Regions from separate parts of the Homo sapiens genome. Here region 2 is linked to region 1. A link is a contact called in ENCODE Hi-C or POLR2A ChIA-PET data. All regions are on one chromosome and are shown on one strand. The core of a region is the stretch at or near the end of the contact, and the rest is flanking DNA. Distances in the headings are between cores, read along the strand shown.

Region 1 (5,797 bases), core at 1,242-3,741:
TGTTAGTGAATGACAAAGCGCCTTCCAGAAAGTTGGGAGGTTGCACTTAGGTGTTGCAGCATTCTCAAGGCACTGCGTCCTGGGTGTGGACTTCTCAGTAGGGTATGAATGAAGAGCCCTCACCACACTTTAGTAACACAAATCTTGCTTTGTGAACACCAAATTTTGGAAACCTCTATGACCGTGGTTAGTAGCATTTACTAGTAAATAGCTATTAGTCTACTTAGGAGAATTTCAGGGGTTTAGGTTGGAAATGGATTCTCTGGTGATTCAAAGAGGCAGGGAGAAAGGGGCTCAAGGAGAGTGATGTCAGAAGAAAGCCAGCTTTCCACTTTGACATGAGGTTAAAATGAGAGACAGTAGAATTATTTCCGAGTCTATCCTATCTCTTATTATACCTCCCTTTTTTCTATAGTAAAAAACTGGCAGTTTTCCTATGACAGCAAGATGGAAGGTCTTTTTCATTTTACTGCTACAAGTAGGACAAGTTACATTCTTTTTACATGCAAAGATAGATGCAAATGTTTATTTTTTTTTTTTTCTTTTATACACTATGTACAATGACATCTCAGTCTTCTTGGCCGAATCTTCTGCATTTTTTTGACTTGGCAACATGGGGTGCCCTGGTTCAGGCCTTTCCTCTGCACTTGCTCTCAAGTAATCTTCCCCTCTCTTCAATTTGCTATTGACTCACCAGTGTGTATTCTCAGCCGCAACCTCTCCCCCCAGCTCTGGGCTTTATTTTATAATTTATTTTATTCTACATGACAAGGTCTTTCACTCTGTCCTTCAGGCAGGAGTGCAGTGGCATGATCATAGCTCACTGTAACCTTGAATACCTGGGCTTAAAATGATCTTTCCTCAGCCTCACAAGTAGCTAGGACTACAGGCGTGAGCCACCACGCTGGAGCAGTTTTTCCATTTTTGTGGAGATTGGGTCTCCCTGTGTTGCCCAGGGTGGTCTTGAACTCCAGGCCTCAAGCAGTCCTCCTGCCTGGGCCTCCCAAAGTGGGATTACAGGCATAAGCCACTACATCCTGGGCTTTTTTATTTAACTGCCTGCATTTCCCCTTGGTATTTAATAGGCATCCCAAAACATCCCTAAAACCCAACTCATTTCCCTTCCTCTCCTATCCCTAGTATTCTTCCCCTAGTCTTTCCTGTAAGTGGCAACTTACAGAAGCTTTGGAGTCATCCTGACTCTTCATTTTCTTACATCCCACTTCCAGTCAATCAGAAAATCCTTTTGGTTCTGCCTCTGAAATATTTCCAGAATATCTCCACCTCTAATCCAGGCCAGTGTCACCCTCTATAGATTGTGATAGTCTGTACAGTCATGTGGTCACTGTATCATGGGCTCCTGCCTAATATCCCTGGGACCATTTTTGTTACTTACAGCGTAGCCAGAGTGATCTTTCCTTGGTTTCTCCTCACATTCAGAGTAAAAATCCCAAGTTCTGTAGGACCTTCTGCCTCCTGTCCATCCTAGTTAGCTATCTACCGTTCTCTCTGAGCTTTAGCTGCATTGACTTTTTTGCTTTTTTCACTTGCTGTTTAACCTCTGCCTGGGTGTTCCACTCCCAGGGAAGATACCCGACAGGGTGGGAGGGTACATGTGTGTGTCTATACCTTCTTTCCTTCCCTGGGATCTAAGCTCACTGAGTATCAGAGACTACAGCATCCCAAGCACCCACAACAGTGCTACTGGTGATAATAGGCACTCAAGAAATTGTTCTTGAATGAATGAATGAATGAATGATGTTTCCTTTCAGTAACCTTGTCATCATAATTATACTTGATAACTGCAGTTACTTAGTTCTAATTGAAGGTCACTGGTTTTATTGCTCACCAGTGTTTCTTACATACTTCTCATCAAATCTGAAATACACTTCAATCTCACGTGACTGAAGGTTTTCACACAGCTATGTAGTGACTGCACCCTGGCTGACAAGGACTGAAACCTCCAGCGGTGCAGGATGCATCCCAAGTTCAGAGAGAATAAGGTGTAAAAACAAATCTGAATTCTTTCTTAGAATTGATGAAATAGGTTATATTGGGTATCCCCCCAGCTTGAAATATTCCGATTCAGTTTCCATCTGATTTAACTGTTTCCTAAAAGTGATAACTTCCGGAACAGGTACAAGCATAATATAGTGTGGCCATTGATTTCATGCTGTGGTCTGTTATCTTTACTCACCTGACTTTTGGCCCCCCTGCTTGTATTAGAAAAGTGTGACGCTAATATGGTTCTCTGTGATGATTGCTTGTCTTTCAGCCATCATTTCTTTCCCTGTGGAACTCATATAACTCAGATAAGATCTCTGATCAATCCTCCTTATTACTTAGAGTTTTCTCACATAATTTCCATTTGTCTGTGTCAGCTTTGCCTTTCTGCTGTGGGTAGAGTGGGACCTCTCTCAGTTGTATGAGGGATAGATTCTGCTGCCTGGCTCTAGTCATATAGGACGGCCAATCAGGAGATTGGAGGACTCATGGTGAGTCAAGATGGCTGGGGCGGGTATGCAAGATAAATCTGTTCCACTTCCTTGTCAGAGTTCCAGGTGGTTATTTTTACATTGTTTCTGTTAGTAGTTCTTTCCTCTTTTGTCTATATTTGTTTGAAGTCTGTCTCCCTCTAATTCTGAATTGACTTTTCCGGAAGTTATTCAAGTCTGATTTTCTTTCCTCCCTTGTCAGGGAAAAGAAGTTGTGACAAATTGCTTGGATCCTTAAGCTTAAGTGGGAAGGATGGCTTCAACACAGAACATCTGTTTCATTGCTGTTTTATCCGTCAGTAAAACTGTTACTTCTTTTATGTACTAAAAGTTCTTAGCACTTAACTAATATTAGCTCTTTGTGCTCTGATGCCAGACTTCCTATAAATTAATGGAAAATTTTTGTGGTTTTGGTTTATTCTAGACCTCAGACTTTACGTAGTATATTTCACTTTTTCACAAGAGGAAGGATTTGCCACACAGCATTCAAATTACTATTATAGGATATGAATTGTTGCGTACTTTGTCTCTTTGAAAAAGAATCAAGGTTTACCAAGCTTGATTTTAGCCAGTCACCGTATTTCCTAGCTAAATAATGGAAGTAGGGGAGAATCTATACAAGTCAGAGAGTTGTTCTTTTTTGTTTCATGGGGCCTTTCTCTGAGACTGCTAGGGACTCTGTGCTTGATTGGTTGTCATTGTTCAAACTTCAGGTGGTTTCGAGTTAATTTTTTTAAACTAATGTTTAATTTCCTTTTTCCCTGTAGCTTTTACAAAGTTGATCACAGTAAATGGACAAGAATATCATCTTCAACTTGTAGACACAGCCGGGCAAGTAAGTGACCTCTGGTATCTCAGAATCTTATACAGCATATCTGACAGTCTTGGTCCTAGCACTGATTTTTAAAAGTACCAGCTATGCCAAGAAAACCCCTCAGGTTGTGTGCAGACAGTCCCTGACTCCCAATGGTTTGGCTTGCAGTGGCTCGACTTAACAATTTCTCATCTTTACGATGGGTCTATTGAGGTATTTGATACATTTTCAACTCATGATATTTTTGGTTTACAGTAGGTTTATCACGATGTAACCCCATCATAAGTCAAGGAGCTTACACAGATAACTAAATGTTAGTATGCTGTCTACTTGGTCTTTTCTAAGACATTTCTGGCAGTTATCTTTTAATAACTTGTTTTTCTGCTTTAGAATTGCTTTAAATATATTAACATTGTAAGGGTTAATACTTATTACAGGATAGTGGTTTTCTATTTTCTAAACTTTAATTCTATATTAGAGAGTCATATTAGTTGCTTTCTTTCTCTTTGTGATATGTGTTCTCCTACATTAGGGCAAAAGTACATCTTTTCTAGAGGAAAGGCATAAGAGGGGCATAGGGCAGAAATTAGCTGATTTAATCTTATGAGGACCTGGGCCATAAAATACCAGTTTGACTGGAGTCCAGGCTCTGGTTTGAGTGTTGGCTTTAGTTTATATAGTAGAGTCTCTGGGTGGGTGGATTTGAGAGTGATTACTAGATTAGGGAGTTTCAATTTATTTGATAGACAGTAGATAATGGCCAAAAGTCAAATAATCCCCCCAGAAAGGATATTCACATGTCGGTTAATGTAGCAGGGATGTGTGGAATGGATCACCAGGGAATTGGCTGGAAGCAAGGGGGAAAGGAGTACATGAAACAAAGAAAAGCCCTTTTGACAGCTTAGCTGCCCCATTACCATGACATCCAGGCCTGCTTTTACTAGAAACTATTCTGTAAGACTGAATTTACCCTTCTTCACTGGAGGGTGAGGAATGTAAAGAAGCTGGGATTTCAGCTCCTAACTCCTGCCCTTGCAACATTTTTTTGAGACAGAGTCTTGCTCTGTCACCCAGGCTGGAAGGCAGTGGTGCTATCCCACTACAACCTGTGCCTCCTGAGTTAAAGCAATTCTCCTGGCACAGCCTCCCAAGTAGCCGGGATTACAGGCACACCACCACACCCGGCTAATTTTGTATTTTTAGTAGAGGCGGGGTTTCGCCATATTGGCCTGGCTGGTCTTGAACTCCTGACCTCAGGTGATTCACCTGCCTCGGCCTCTGAAAGTGCTAGGATGACAGGCATGAGCCACCATGCCTGGCCCGCCCTTGCAACTTATAATCAAAGGATAAGAGTAGCAGGAGGGTGAGTGTAGTGTGATCTGGTTTGCTGTGTTAAATGGGGGCTATTTTTCTGGAATCTGGGGAAATTGGAGTAGACCCAGAATAATATGACCTGTCCTGTGGGTTTGGAATGAATTCCCTCTGCTTTGCATTTTGAAGTAAACATAGAAGGAAAGTGTGATGCCTTAGTGAAGCAAGAAGATAGCTGTATTGAGTGATGTTAGCATTGGAGGAACCCTGAGGTTTCCATTTTGGAAGCTTGGAAGAAAATAAATGTGTTTGGCTCTTTGAGCTTGTACACAGAGCTATAGCATGTGCCTCCTTCACTCACCCTACACACTCCCTGCTGGTGGTGATGCAGTGTGCTTTAGCAGTCAGATTCTTGATGCTTTCATTAGAGCAGAGCCATCCTAGGCTTTCACCCCCTGATACCTGTCCTCTTGACAGAAGAATAGGAGTTGGGGCTTATATGGACCAGGGGAGCAGTAGAAGTCTCTGTTAGGGGGTCGGGGGCATGGCACAGATGACGAGGCTCATTAGAAATTAGTAGGGAAGGGAAGAGCCGCTTGAGTAGGAAATTGTTTTGGATTGTTGGGTTTTGTATCTTTCTTTTATAGTTGACTATATAATTTATTGCCTAAACCAAGACACTTTCAGAGTTGTGGGCTGGGGGTGCTAATAATAATTATGTTGGGACAACAGTGTAACTTAGAATGTCCTGGGCAAAGAAATACAGCTGTTCTGTTTATTGTGGGACTCTGACACTATCAAGACTTCAGTTTGCTTTTGTATCCTTATTTGGAATCTCCTTTAAGCTCCTGAAAACTGGTGATGAGAATGTAAATTGATAAATCACTTTCATGTAATGTTACTGTGGAAACACGTTTTGTATCAGGCAATTCAGGGAACCAGTATTTCATAACTGTTTGGAGTGTGGGCCCTGGGGTTACACTTGCCTGGATTTGAATCTTGGTTTTTGTTGCTAACCCAGTAACCTTAAGGAAGCGAATGAGGGCTGGGCATGGTGGCTCATGCCCTTAATCCCAACACTGTGGGAGGTGGAAGGATCACTTGAGCCCAGGAGTTTGAGGTTGCAGTGAGCTGTGATAGCACCACTGCAGTCCAGCCTGGGCAACACAGCGAGATC
Region 2 (5,788 bases), core at 2,395-4,894, 280 kb before region 1:
AGCCTCACTCCAATTTAATGGTGCTGAGTTTGGGACGTGGGGATTTTGAAAGCATCAGCAGACTTGGAAAGACAAGAAACGTGGTGCTGATAGAAGTGATATAATGTTTTATTTTAAAATGCCAAAAATGTAAAGCGGAAATCGAAATTTTAGCTAAGGGAAAAGCATAAAGAATAACATAGCTGGAATGAAGATAGGGTAAAAATCATGCATGTAATGAGATTACTTTCTATGTTCTTACAGTAGTAGAAATCAGGCAGATCTTAGAGCCTGAAGTAAGGAACAGAGGAGGGCTGGTTATTTTTGTAAGCAACCTATACATTGTGGGCAGATAATTTGATCATGCTTTGGCATAATTTCTGCAATGGTAAATGTGTGAGGTCATAAGCCCACAGTGCTGCTTGAATCTTAGGGAGCCTGTGGTTGCACTGGAAAATGGTCAACACAAGACCCAACCGTGGCTGGAACCCCTACTTCTCAGCCTCTGCAACGCTTAATGCTAAAGTCGGGGATGGGGCGTGGGGCATGGTGGTTTGTTCACTGGGTTCTCCAGGAGGGAGGCCACTTTCTATCTCACCCCCCTACAGCTCCAGGTCGAACTCCTAAAACCCAAGAGACAGGGCTGCTCTGAGACTGGTTGATGTGTTTTCAATACATGTGCTATTTGTAGGTCACTCCATAAGAATCAAGCTCCCCAGAAAACCTGCGAGACCTCAGAGCCCTCACTCCTCCCAGCACACCTTGCTCAGTGACCAGCAAAGTGTCAGTTGAAGAATGATAAGGTTCCTACATTTGGAAAGGATCACTTCTTTAAAAAGGCTGCAGCCAGCAGGTCACCATTCTGACAGGCTGGGAAGCATAGTCTCTAGCCAGATGCTGGAAACAGGCACTGCGAGAGTGGAAGACAGGGATTTATGCTGAACAGCGTGGCCAAATGTACATATTCAACAGGTTATAGGAGGAGCTATGAATATTCACAAAGAGGAAGCATAGACATGCATAATTGGCTAATTGTGTGCAGCATGCATCCATGTTCACGCTGGGGTGGAGACTTAACCTTTAAATGGATTACAGTAGGCCCTATATGTCAGAGGGTGAAGCCAAGGATGCGAAGACTGTCTGTGTGCAGCCTCCATAGGCTAGTCAGAGCCACTCCATGGTCAGGGGTCTCTTATCAGGAAGGAATGCTGGTCGGTTGTGTCGAACCTGCAAAAGGAAGGGGCAGCATCAGACAGCTGGTTGATCTCAGGAATGGAGCAAGTCTTTCAAAAGGGCAGGTTTCCATTTAACCCTTGGGGAAGGAAGCCTAATGGTGGTTAGCAAGGGAGGGGGTGTAATGAGGCACATCCGACCTCTCATCCCATTATGGCCGGGAACTCAGTTTTAAGGTTTTTCTGGGGTCCCCGTGGCCAAGAGGGGGTTCTTTCAGTTGGTTAGGGGCTTAGAATTTTAGCTTTATTTCTCAAAAGGTACTGAATTTGGCCTCCGTGGTCCCTAGCAGTGGACACACGCACTCTGGGGCCAGCAGGTTAGGTGCCCACTCTATGGGGTGGGGGTGCACCCTCGGCCATGTCAGCCCAGCACCCCAGCCCCGCAAGCAGTGCCACCTGCCCACCTCGTGTTTCCGCCACACCTCCCCAGATGCGGCTGCAGCATCCGTGCCTTCATGGCCCACAGGTTAGTTTCAGGGGCTGTCACACAGGCACCACAGGCTGCATGGCCTAAGCTGCCCGGATTCCTGTTCCCACAATTCTGGAGGCTGGAAGTTGGAATCAGGGTGTCAGCAGGACCATGCTCCCTCTGAAGGCTCTGGGAGGGCTCTGTTCCAGGCCTCCCTCCTAGCTTCTGGCAGTTGCCCACAAACCCTGGGGTTCCTTGGCTCGTAGATGCGTAACTTCAGCCTCTGCCTTCATCATCCTGTGGCCTTCCTCTGTGTGTGTCTGTCTCTTTTTCTTTTCTTAAAGTGACAGCAGTCAAAGGAGATTAAGAGCCCACCCTACTCCACTGCGACCTCAACTTAAGTGACTACATCTGCAATGACTCTGTTGCCAAATAAGGTCACCTTCTGAGGTTCTGGAAAGGAAATGAATTAGTGGGGGCACTGTCTAACCCAGCGCAGTCTACAACCACAGCATCAACTGCATTCAAAGTTCCTGGGCCATTTTCTTTGATGTTTACTTTCACTTGTCTTCTCTTCTTTGCTTGACTGAGGTTTGTTCACAGCCTTTCTGCCTGGGTTAGTTTCTTCTTGTGACTCTTAAATGCAGTAAAACACTGTAGAAAGCTGCCTGCCCAGCACAGCTGACACAGCCCTTTGGTAAAACCAGATAGCATCATTGCTCCCTGCACTGGGGGGACACCCTCCATGGAGCTTTGGAGCATCTCAGGGGGACAGGAAGGCCACAGTGCATTAGAACTCCAAGTCTGTTGAGGTCTTGCAAGTGGGGATTGGATTAGGAGTGGGTAAGAATCATGACACAGTGGCCCAGGATGGGAAGAAAGAGCAAGGCTACAGAGTCGCTGTTTCTTCAGGCACGGGCTGTCCTTGTCCATTGACTTAGTCCTGGCACCAACTGCAGCCTTCTTGGTCTGTTTGGAAAAATCTTGAAGACTGGCCAGGTGCAGTGGCTCACGCCTACAATCTCAGCCCTTTGGGAGGCTGAGGTGGGCAGATCACTTGAGCCCAGGAGTTCAAGAGCAGCCTGGCCAACATGGCGAAACCCTGTCTCTACTAAAAATATAAAAATTAGCCAGGTATGATGGCATGTGCCTGTAATCCGAGCTACTAAGGGAGGCTGAGGCAGGAGGATCGCTTGAACTCAGGAGACAGAGGCTGCAGTGAGCCAGGATCGTGCTAGTGCACTCCAGCCTGGGCAATAGAGTGAGACTCTATCTCCAGAAAAAAAAAGAAAGAAAGAAAGAATAGGAAGAGAGATCTTGAAGAACAAGAGTTCTAAACTTTATTGATGAAGCTTCTGATTTATTTAAGCTTTGCCGTTGCTAATGGGGTTTTGGTGGGGTCATTGCAGGCGTATTCCCCTTACCTCAAGAATATCCTAAAATTTGGGCAGGAAGTTTGGCCTCATGAATGATGACAAGGGGCTGCATGATACAGCCTAGAAGTTTGGGGGAGTTTAGCTCTCCACAGAGTAATACTTGACCAGTAGGAACTGTGGCTTTGAGGAAGCTGGGCAGAAACCTCCTCCTTGATGATGGCTATGGATCCCCCCACATATAGTTCCTTTCTAGAACCCTCCTGGAGGAGTCCCATGAGCCAAGTGAACATGCTTTCTAAGCTCCCCTGCTCTTTATTCTGATTATTATGTTATTATTTGCAGCTTGTCATGCATCAGCAGCCAGCATGACAACTCATTTCATTGCTGCTTCTCCTGCCCTACCTCACCTTGATCTTAATCCTTGCCTCAGGCTCTGCTTCTAGAGGAAAATGGCTGAGAGAAAAAGGAGGCTGTGGAGAAATGAGAATCTCTGGGCAGCAGCACTTAACTCTGGCTCCATAATCAGAATAAGAGGAACCAGAGCTTTTGGCCAGTTCTTCCTTTGAGCAGGTCTAAGACAGAAACATTTGGTTTCAAAAAAGTCAGTGAGTAATGACTCACGTCACAGAGTGACTTGCCACAGGATTTAACAATTAGCTGGTACTCTTTGAGCCTCACTCACATGCACTGATATCTAAGCGAGTGTGGATGACTACAAATCATGACAGGTGTATTCATTTGGTAGGGCCACTATAACAGCACCACAAACTGCGTGCATTAAACAACAGAAGTTGGCTGGGCATGGTGGCTCACGCCTGTAATCCCAGCACTTTGGAAGGCCAAGTCGGGCCAATCACTTGAGGTCAGGAGTTTGAGGCCAGCCTGGCCAACATGGTAAAACCCCATCTCTACTAAAAATACAAAAACTAGCCGCACATGGTGGCAGATGCCTGTAATCCCAGTTACTCGGGAGGCTGAGGCAGGAGAATCGCTTGAACCCGGGAGGCAGAGATTGCAGCAAGCTGAGATCAGGCCACTGCACTCCAGCCTCGGTGACAGAGTGAGACCCCATCTTTAACAAAATAAAACAAAACGGGAGTTTATTATCTCAAGAGGCTGGAAGTCTGGAATCAGGGTGTGGGCAGGGCCGGCTCCTTCTGAGGCTGTGAGGGGGTCTGTTCCATGCGTCTGTTCTTTCTCCTGGTCTGTGCTGGTCATCACTGCCATTCCTTGGCTTGGAAGCACAGCCCCCAGTCTCCGCCTTCATCTTCACAGAGGTTTTTCCATGCACATGTCTCTGTGTTCAAATTTCCCCTTTTTCTAAGGAGACTATCCCTATTGGACTACGGGACCCTCTGACTCCAGTATAACCCTCATCTCAGCTAACCACATCTTCAATGACCCTACTTCCACATGAGGTCACGTTTGGAGGTGCTGTGAGTTAGGATTTCAACATGTGACTTTTGGAGGGACACAATTCAACCCATGACATAGGACTATCAAGGAATGGATATGTCCTGCCTTCTCCACGATTGATGTGCTGAATGGAACAACACAGGCCGTAGGTACGGACAGAGTTGGAGAAAGATGAGTTAGTGGTAGGCCGGACTGGCTCGGAGAGGTGTTGTGATAAATGGAGACACTTTAGCGGGCCTTGACGGATAAATGAGAGGGAGCCTCCCACACAGTAGCAGACCCCACTGTCTTCAGGTGTCTGTGAACTTGCAGTCCTCTGACACCTTTTTCTTGAAACACACTAGTGCCTGGGCATAGGTCATCCCCAGTCCCCCTTTCTAAAGTGGCCTGAGCCAGTGTTCCAAATCAGGGTGATAGCTGGTCTCAGCACTCTGCTTTTACTCTCTCCTGGGACTTATCCACGATCTGGGCGCCTCGCCTTTGGTTTTCTCCTTTTTAGTGAGATGAACATGTCTGTTGTTACTGAGTACAGGTTGTTGAGTGAACTGTGTTTGAGCTTCACTTCCCACCAACCTCCCACCTACCATTGTTGACTCCAAAATGTCTCCTTTTGACAAGACTCTTCCTGTAAGTTTCTCCCCCACCTCACTTCTTCCCCGTTCCTACCATCATTTAAAGGAAATAGATTTTGATAAATGGGCTTTACTGCTGTAAGTGAAGTTGGAAGAACAAAGGTTTCAGATCTGCAGCCCAGCCGAGTCCTCGTGCAGCGCATATGTGAGAAGTTACAGTGACACCTCTGTGTCCTTTGGGAGATTTTGGCATGGGCTGAGTGTTCTTTTGGTCCATTGTGTTCCCATTCACACAGTGTCACAGATAAAGGAGATGAATTGAGTCTGAAATTGCTGTTTATTACAGTTCCTGGAGATACTATAATACCTGAGTAGGATCTGCACACAATAGCCACTCAAAACCATTATCAGATGAATCACCTGTCAACGTTAGGAAGGTCCCCAATCCAGACACATGATGCCATCATCAGCATCAGGTTAGTGGGTCAGGAGTGCCAGGGGTCACACAGGAATGAAAATCAAGTTATCAGGCCAGGGCTAATTGGGGAATTAGACAAGATGAAGAATTTATTTCAGGTGCAATTAGATAGAGTTTTAAAATACACTGTAGGATTTCATTTAATCCTATAGTAACTGTTAAGGGTTGTATGATGTTCCCGGCAAAAATGGTTTGTGGAAGTCCTGACCCCCAGGACCTCAGAATGTGACCTGACTTGGAAATAGGGTCATGGCAGGTGTAATTATTTAAGATGAGGTCATTCATGTGGGCCCTCAGTCCAGAATGACTGGTGTCCTTAAAAGAAG

Evidence for each region. Hi-C counts contacts between places; a loop is a spot of excess contacts on that map. ChIA-PET counts read pairs that join two places held with the same protein, here RNA polymerase II (POLR2A). Pooled maps may share reads with other maps.
Region 2: a pooled map shows a loop between it and region 1 (2.8-fold over the local background). The contact joins two enhancer-like sites. A Hi-C loop is called at or near these places in 1 of 168 maps with a recorded cell type or tissue (PC-9) and 8 of 50 pooled maps. POLR2A ChIA-PET finds 5 or more read pairs at or near these places in 1 of 52 experiments (WTC11).

What each region holds. Positions count from the first base shown.
Region 1 is chr7:151,482,270-151,488,066 of GRCh38, reverse strand. RHEB (Ras homolog, mTORC1 binding) reads left to right here. Exons shown (of 8, transcript NM_005614.4): 3 at 3,263-3,330. Among named protein-coding and RNA genes, the nearest start is that of RHEB, 35 kb to the left of the region's middle. Within about 2 kb of position 2,491, at least 9 of the 41 ENCODE cell types and tissues checked have a DNase peak (open chromatin) inside an H3K27ac peak, as active enhancers do.
Region 2 is chr7:151,765,592-151,771,379 of GRCh38, reverse strand. All of the region lies in intron 3 of PRKAG2 (protein kinase AMP-activated non-catalytic subunit gamma 2), which reads left to right. Among named protein-coding and RNA genes, the nearest start is that of PRKAG2-AS2, 38 kb to the left of the region's middle. Within about 2 kb of position 3,644, at least 3 of the 41 ENCODE cell types and tissues checked have a DNase peak (open chromatin) inside an H3K27ac peak, as active enhancers do.